Linked DNA regions of Homo sapiens: region 1 is linked to region 2. A link is a contact called in ENCODE Hi-C or POLR2A ChIA-PET data. All regions are on one chromosome and are shown on one strand. The core of a region is the stretch at or near the end of the contact, and the rest is flanking DNA. Distances in the headings are between cores, read along the strand shown. Region 1 has its middle 7.4 kb from the start of LINC02080. Region 2 holds the start of SNHG16 (small nucleolar RNA host gene 16).

The links. A loop is a pair of places that touch in the nucleus more often than their neighbours do. ChIA-PET counts read pairs that join two places held with the same protein, here RNA polymerase II (POLR2A). Pooled maps may share reads with other maps.
Region 1: a pooled map shows a loop between it and region 2 (2.7-fold over the local background). The contact joins the enhancer-like site here to the promoter of SNHG16 in region 2. A Hi-C loop is called at or near these places in 1 of 50 pooled maps. POLR2A ChIA-PET finds 5 or more read pairs at or near these places in 3 of 52 experiments (B cell, HEK293 and naive thymus-derived CD4-positive, alpha-beta T cell).

What each region holds. Positions count from the first base shown.
Region 1 is chr17:76,790,128-76,793,221 of GRCh38, forward strand. It overlaps a transcript of MFSD11 not described here. Among named protein-coding and RNA genes, the nearest start is that of LINC02080, 7.4 kb to the right of the region's middle. Within about 2 kb of position 1,449, at least 12 of the 41 ENCODE cell types and tissues checked have a DNase peak (open chromatin) inside an H3K27ac peak, as active enhancers do; they include B cell, where a contact is called at or near this core.
Region 2 is chr17:76,555,617-76,559,133 of GRCh38, forward strand. SNHG16 (small nucleolar RNA host gene 16) reads left to right here and starts at 2,148. Exons shown (of 3, transcript NR_038111.1): 1 at 2,148-2,241. It overlaps SNORD1C (small nucleolar RNA, C/D box 1C), which reads left to right and starts at 3,174; the gene lies at 3,174-3,253. RefSeq lists enhancers at 1,179-1,278, 1,768-2,568, 1,969-2,228, 2,569-3,370.

The DNA of each region.
Region 1 (3,094 bases), core at 199-2,698, 230 kb after region 2:
CTAGAGTGCAGTGGCGTGATCTTGGCTCACTGCAACCTCTGCCTCCTGGGTTCAAGTGATCCTCCTGGCTCAGCCTCTTGACGCATGAGCCACCACGCCCAGCTAATTTTTGTATTTTTAGTAGAGACAGGGTTTCACCATGTTGGCCAGTCTGGTCTCAAATTCCTGACCTCAGGCATGAGCCACCATGCTCGGCCTCGGCCTCATATTTCTTTCTTTCTTTTTTTTTTTTGAGACACCATCTCACTCTGTTGCCCAGGCTGGAGGGCAGTGGCGTGATCACAACTTACTGCAACCTCTGCCTCCTGGGTTCAAGCAATTCTCGTGCCTCAGCCTCCCGAGTAGCTGGAATTACAGGTGCGCGCCACCATACCCACCACAGGTTTTGCCGTGTTGGCCAGGCTGGTCTTGAACTCCTGGGCTCAAGCAATCCACCTGCTTCAGCTTCCCAAAGTGCTGGGATTACAGGCGTGAGCCACCGTGCCCGGCCTAAAACTCATATTTCTTGATAAATATTGGAAACATATTCCCTAGAAATAGTCTAACTCGGCCGGGCGTGGTGGCTCACGCCTATAATCCTAGCACTTTGGGATCACGAGGTCAAGAGGTCGAAACCATCCTGGCCAAAATGGTGAAACCCCATCTCTACTAAAAATACAAAAATTAGCCGGGCGTGGTGGCACACACCTTGTAGTCCCAGCTCCTCGGGAGGCTGAGGCAGTAGAATTCCTTGAACCTAGGAGGTGGAGGTTGCAGTGAGCCAAGATCACACCACTGCACTCCAGCCTGGGCGACAGAGCCAGACTCCATCTCAAAAAAAAAAAAAAGAAATATTCTAACTTGACATTTTGTGTGTTTTGTGTGTTTTTTGGTCCTTGATCAACAATATACTAAATCTTAATACTAGGATGTATATTTGTGTGAAGGTAGAAGGTCAAACTTGACCTTCTTTTTAACTTTGTGTGCAAATAGTGTGAATGTGCCCTGGACACCTCCCTGCAGCATTGGGCTATGATTTACTGGTTTTCTGAGCTGCTATTAAATCTGGAAGTTTTGATGTTCTTATCAAGAGTAGTTCTGCCCTATTTCTGTGTGATAATTTAGAGAACAAGCAGATTGCAGCTTTAGAGAAGTCTAGTCCAGAGGAGGCTCCTTTGAGCATTTATTTTTGACTTCGTTTCAATTCACAGGTCCTCTTTCTTTTACTTCCTGAAAATGTTGTCAGATATTTCCAATTCTTCAGTCTTTTTTGTTTACATTCTAAGCCTGTTTAACTTTTTTTTTTAAATTGGTTTAGTTTTCTCAGTTTTATATCTTAGAAAGGGATCTTTTGGGATAATTGTCACTGAACCGAAAGCAATTTGATGACTCATATTGTAGACACTGTGAGAACATGTTGAGGAAAAAACAGATGTTTTCTTCTCTACTTCTTTGTGGTTGGCGCGCTGGGGAGGTAGCCTGCTGAATCCATGTGCCGTGGGGGAGCCGCACGGGGTGTCTGGGCTGGCTCTCCTCCCACAGGTGGCTGCCCCCCAAGCTGTACCCTATTCTGCAGGAAATGATTTGTTTGGCAGCCAGAGCTTGCTTTCCACTAAAGAACATTGCCTTGGCTCTGGCAAACCCTTTGACTTAGGAACCATTTTGGCCTGTCCCATTATTTTGCAGAATGAAGCGCTTTGGGTTTGCTATACAGCTGGTTTTGGTTTTTTGCTTGTTTTTTTTTTTTCTTTTTTCTTTGTGTTCCCCCCCGCCCCGAGAGATCAACTCTTTCATTTTATCCCTTTCTGGATCAGAAACCATTGAAACCAGTGAAAGAAGAATAGCCCAGTGCAGGGCACTCACGTCTATTCAACACTGAATCCTTAATATGCTAGATGAGCCCAGCACATTTCATACAGTGCCATGGTGCCCTCCACGGCCTGACCTTCCAAAGCGAATTTTCTCTGCTAGAGACATCACTAATATATATTGAGTGCTTACCTACATACCAGGCACCCTTTTTTTTTTTTGAGACAGAGTCTCACTATATTGCCCAGGCAGGAGTGCAGTGGCACTATCTTGGCTCACTGCAACCTCTGCCTCTAGGGTTCAAGCAATTCTCCTGCCTCAGCCTCTTGAGTAGCTGGGATTACAGGTCTGCATCACCACATCCAGCTAATTTTTGTATTTTTAGTAGAGAGGGGGTTTCACTATGTTGTCCAGGCTGGTCTCGAGCTCCTGACTTCAAGTGATCCACCCATCTCAGCCTCCCAAAGTGTTAGGATTACAGGCATGAGCCACTGCACCCGGTGTAGGCGTTCTTTTATTTTTCTTTTCTTTCTTTTTTTTTTTTCCGGGCTCTCTTTAAAGCATGTTACAAGTAATTATCAACTAGAAACCATTATCCCCATTTTATAGATGAGAAAACCAAGGCACAGAGAGATCAAGTAACATATCCAAGATGGCAGAGCAGGTAAGTGCAGATAAGGACCCGCCTAAATTTGTCCATGTCCTGATTGCTGGAACCTGTGAATATGTTAGTTCCATGGTAACGGGGAATTGAGGTTGCAGGTGCAATTAAGGCTGCTAATCAGCTCACCTTGAGATGGGGAGATTATCTGGAATTAGCTGAATGGGCCCAATATAATGTCAGGTCCTTAAAGTGGAAGATTATCAGGGAACCTGCCCCCAATAGTCATGTAGGTTCTTTTCTATTTTCCCTAAGCATCCGCCGGGTTGAGAAATAAAGGGACAGAGTACAAAAGAGAGAAATTTTAAAGCTGGGCATCTGGGGGAGACATCACATGTCGGTAGGTTCCTTGATGTCCCACAAGCTGCAAAACCAGCAAGTTTTTATTAGTGATTTTCAAAGGGGAGGGAGTGTATGAATAGGGTGTGGGTCAAAGAGATCACATGCTTCACAAGGTAATAGAATATCACAAGGCAAATGGAGGCAGGGCGAGATCACAGGATGGGCGAAATTAAAATTGCTAATGAAGTTTCGGGCACGCATTGTCATTGATAACATCTTATCAGGAGACAGGGTTTGAGAGCAGACAACCAGTCTGATCAAAAATTTATTAGGCGGGAATTTCCTCGTCCTAATAAGCCTGGG
Region 2 (3,517 bases), core at 898-3,397:
TATCTTGTGCCGACCTCCTGTCTCATCCTGTGACTTAGAATGCCTTAACCGTCCGGGAATGCAGCCCAGTAGGTTTCAGCCTCGTTTCACCCAGCTCCTATTCAAGATGGAGTTTTCTGGTTCCAATGCCTCTGACAGTAGTACTTCATCGCATTGTGAGGATTAAACGAGTTCATACATGTACAGAAACCAGTATAGGGAATGGCACCTGGTAAGTGCTATGAAGTATTAGCTATCATTACTATCTTGTCTACAGTAGGTCACCAGCCCGCTAGCAGCTTTTGGGAAATTCCACACTTAGAATTCCCACTGTAAGTCTCAAATGAAAGGAACTATGTTTGCAGGGATAGAACACATTCTTCCTTTCAGTATTACACAAAATAACGTGTCTTCAAGGGTAAGGTAGAGAAACCTAATGGCCAGAATTACTGCTGAATGAATTAATGATTATTTGCTGAAGACTTACTGTGAGCATAGCAGGTAAATACCAAACCCTGCACTGTTAAGAAATTAAAAAGAAAAAAATAAAAATAAAAAGAGGCTGGGCGTGGTGGCTCACGCCTGTAATCCCAGCACTTTGGGAGGCTGAGACGGGTGGATCACCTGAGGTCAGGAGTTTGAGAACAGCCTAACATGGAGAAACCCCATCTCTACTAAAAATACAAAATTAGCTGGGCGTGGTGGCGCATGCCTGTAATCCCAGCTACTCAGGAGGCTGAGGCAGGAGAATCACTTGAGCTTGGGAGGCGGAGGTTGCCGTGAGCCGAGATCGTGCCATTGCATTCCAGCCTGGGCAACAAGAGCAAAAGTCCATCTCAAAAAAAAAAAAAAAAAAAAATAATAATAATAATAAAAAGAGACTTCTGCTCTTGAAGAGCTTACAATCAAATGAAAGGAGGTAAACATAAGCAAATGTGGTAATTTGAAGATAAGTATCTGCAACATATTACCATCTGCAGGACAATATAACCCACACCGAAGGCCACAGAGATCACTGTTAATGGGTGGATGAGAACAGGGAGACTGGAATGGAGAAAAGGCTCTCGGTCTTGCAAACTTAAACTAGCTTTCAAATAGGTGCAAATTCTGGCCCTGATTGTTGATGTCGTTTTTGCCTTATTTTTATTTCAAAAACGAAGCCAGACCGGGCGCAGTGGCTCACCTTTGTAATCCCAGCACTTTGGGAGGCCAAAACAGGAGGACTGCTTGAGGCCAGGAGTTTGAGACCAACCCGGGCAACATAGTGAGACCTCATCTCTGCAAAATAAAAATAATCAGCTGGGCGTGGTGGCGCTCGCCTGTCGTCCCGGCCACTCAGGAGGCTGAGGCGGGAGGATCACTTGAGCCCGGGAGGTCCAGGCTACAATAAGTTATGATTGCACCACTGCACTCCAGCCTGCGTGCCAGGGTGAAACCTTATCTCAAAAACAAACCAAAAAAACCCAGAAACAAAAAAAAATGAAGCCAAGGTGTTTGCCTGAAAAATAACACTCAGAAGAGCAGTGGGTGTTACATCATTCTCCGTTCTTTTCGTAATTCAGCTCGTGACACTTGCCTTTTTTTCTCTTCTCGGAATGCCCCGGGCCCCTGGGCAGCCGCGGAGGCCGAGCCCCGTCGCTCTCCAGCGCTCCTTGCCGCCCGCGCCTCGGCTTCACCGGCCTCGCCCCAAACTTAAAAACACCTGAGCAGGAGGTTGAACGATTCCCTCGGAATCTCTCCTCTTCACTAACCCAGCGAACCACCCCAAATGCCCCTATCCTCCCCCAAATAAAATCCGCAGAGCAATTAACAAAGATACTCGGCCAAGCCCCGGTTTCCTCATCTGTCCCTGCCCCCTCGAACTTTCTGTGCTTCCCCAGTCTCGACCAGGGACAAACTGTGTTGAAGCTCAATGACTTTCTGGCAGAAGTGAACCTCCAGCTTCGTTTTCTGACAGCCGTGGTTCTTCACAGGCCTGGTTTCCCACTCCGGACCCTCCACTGCCCCTGGTGGCGGCCACCATCTTACCCCCAGCTCCAGGGTCGCGCTGAGGACGCGGCCAGCCCCCAGCCGCCGTAGTTTTGAACTACATTTCCCACCAGCCCTTTCTCAACATCGCGAGAGTTCCGGAGAGATTGCCGAGAAGACTTGCGCGCAGGGGCGGTCTCGCGTTCTTTTCGAGGTCGGCCGCGTGGCTGGAAGACATGGCCACTCCAGTCGGTGTTGAGCACGGCGAGCAGTCTCAGGCCTTTAGTGATGATGGTAAGGCTGCCTGGGTGGGAAAACGGGGTCTTCCTTGACACGACACTAACATACTTGGCTTCCCTTCCTCAGAGACGAAGTGGTGACGATAATCTCGGTTTCTCCCTCATAGGGTGGTTAGGAGGGTTAAAAGTACTGGATGAGAAAATGCTTTCCAAACGTTGAGAAAATGTTACTATGTGAAGGGAGAGAGCTCAAGCCCGTCCTCGGCGTCATAGGGCCGGCTTCTGCGGGGGAGAGCGCCTAACAACCTGGGCAGCCCCGTGCGCCTCCGCCGCGCGTGTGCTGAGCGTCATGCCCAGGGGTCTTCGGTGCCCGCGCACGGGCAGACTCTGACGATGGTGGTTCTTAATTCAGCATCAGGAGTGTTAACGTGTGAAGACGTGATTCCGCTTGGAGTGTCTTGAGGACGGCCCCAATCGGTAGTTCATATTTAGCTTTACAGATAGGAGTCAATAGGATTGTAAACTTCTGGAAAGCCGTAGTTTTAACAACGAGCCTTTTTTCCTCCCCCAGAGGCCTTTCTTTGTTTGGCATCTGCAGAGACGGTGAAAAGCAGAGCTCCAGGTTGAAGGATCAGAGTAATAGATGGAGCCCTTAACATGAGTAAGAGTGGGTGCAGGCAGGGCCTGAGTGGTCACTAGAAATGAGAAAGCACAGTTGGTGCCATCACATACATTCACCTCCTGCTTTATTCTGAAGTTCAAGTATGAGAATACGTGTTGACATACAAGCCAGCTATGGTAAGAAATTACTCAAAATTCAGAATGCTAATTATTTTAATGATAAAAATGAGTAGCGTCTTTGCCCGTGTGATTTGGGGCCACTAGGTGTCATTGTAACCAGCGTGGATCCTCGTTAGGGCATGCAGGGATGAAAGAGACATGGCAAATGAATTTTGGATCGCTAGGATTTAGGAATCTTTGTTATTGGCTGAGCTGAGGATGATTTAAAGTTATCCCTGTCTGAAATGGTATCTTTTGTGAGGAGGTCTGACTTGCTGAGGCTCAGCTGTTTAATACAAATCTGGAGAATAAACCTTAAGGTGGTTTCTGTTAGAATGAAGCCTGTTATCCTTCTCTTTTAGATTAAAGGTGGTGGCTGTGGCCTTGAAAACAGTCATGTGAAAACTCATCACCTTAAGGTGTTAAGTGTAAGGATCTTCATGATGAAATTTCTGTAAATGGTGAGATTTTTAGTACTTTCATAGACTTGAATATGCTTATGGTCCTCTTTAAGTATTGGTTTGTTAGTTTTGGGGATGTGTTGGTCTTCC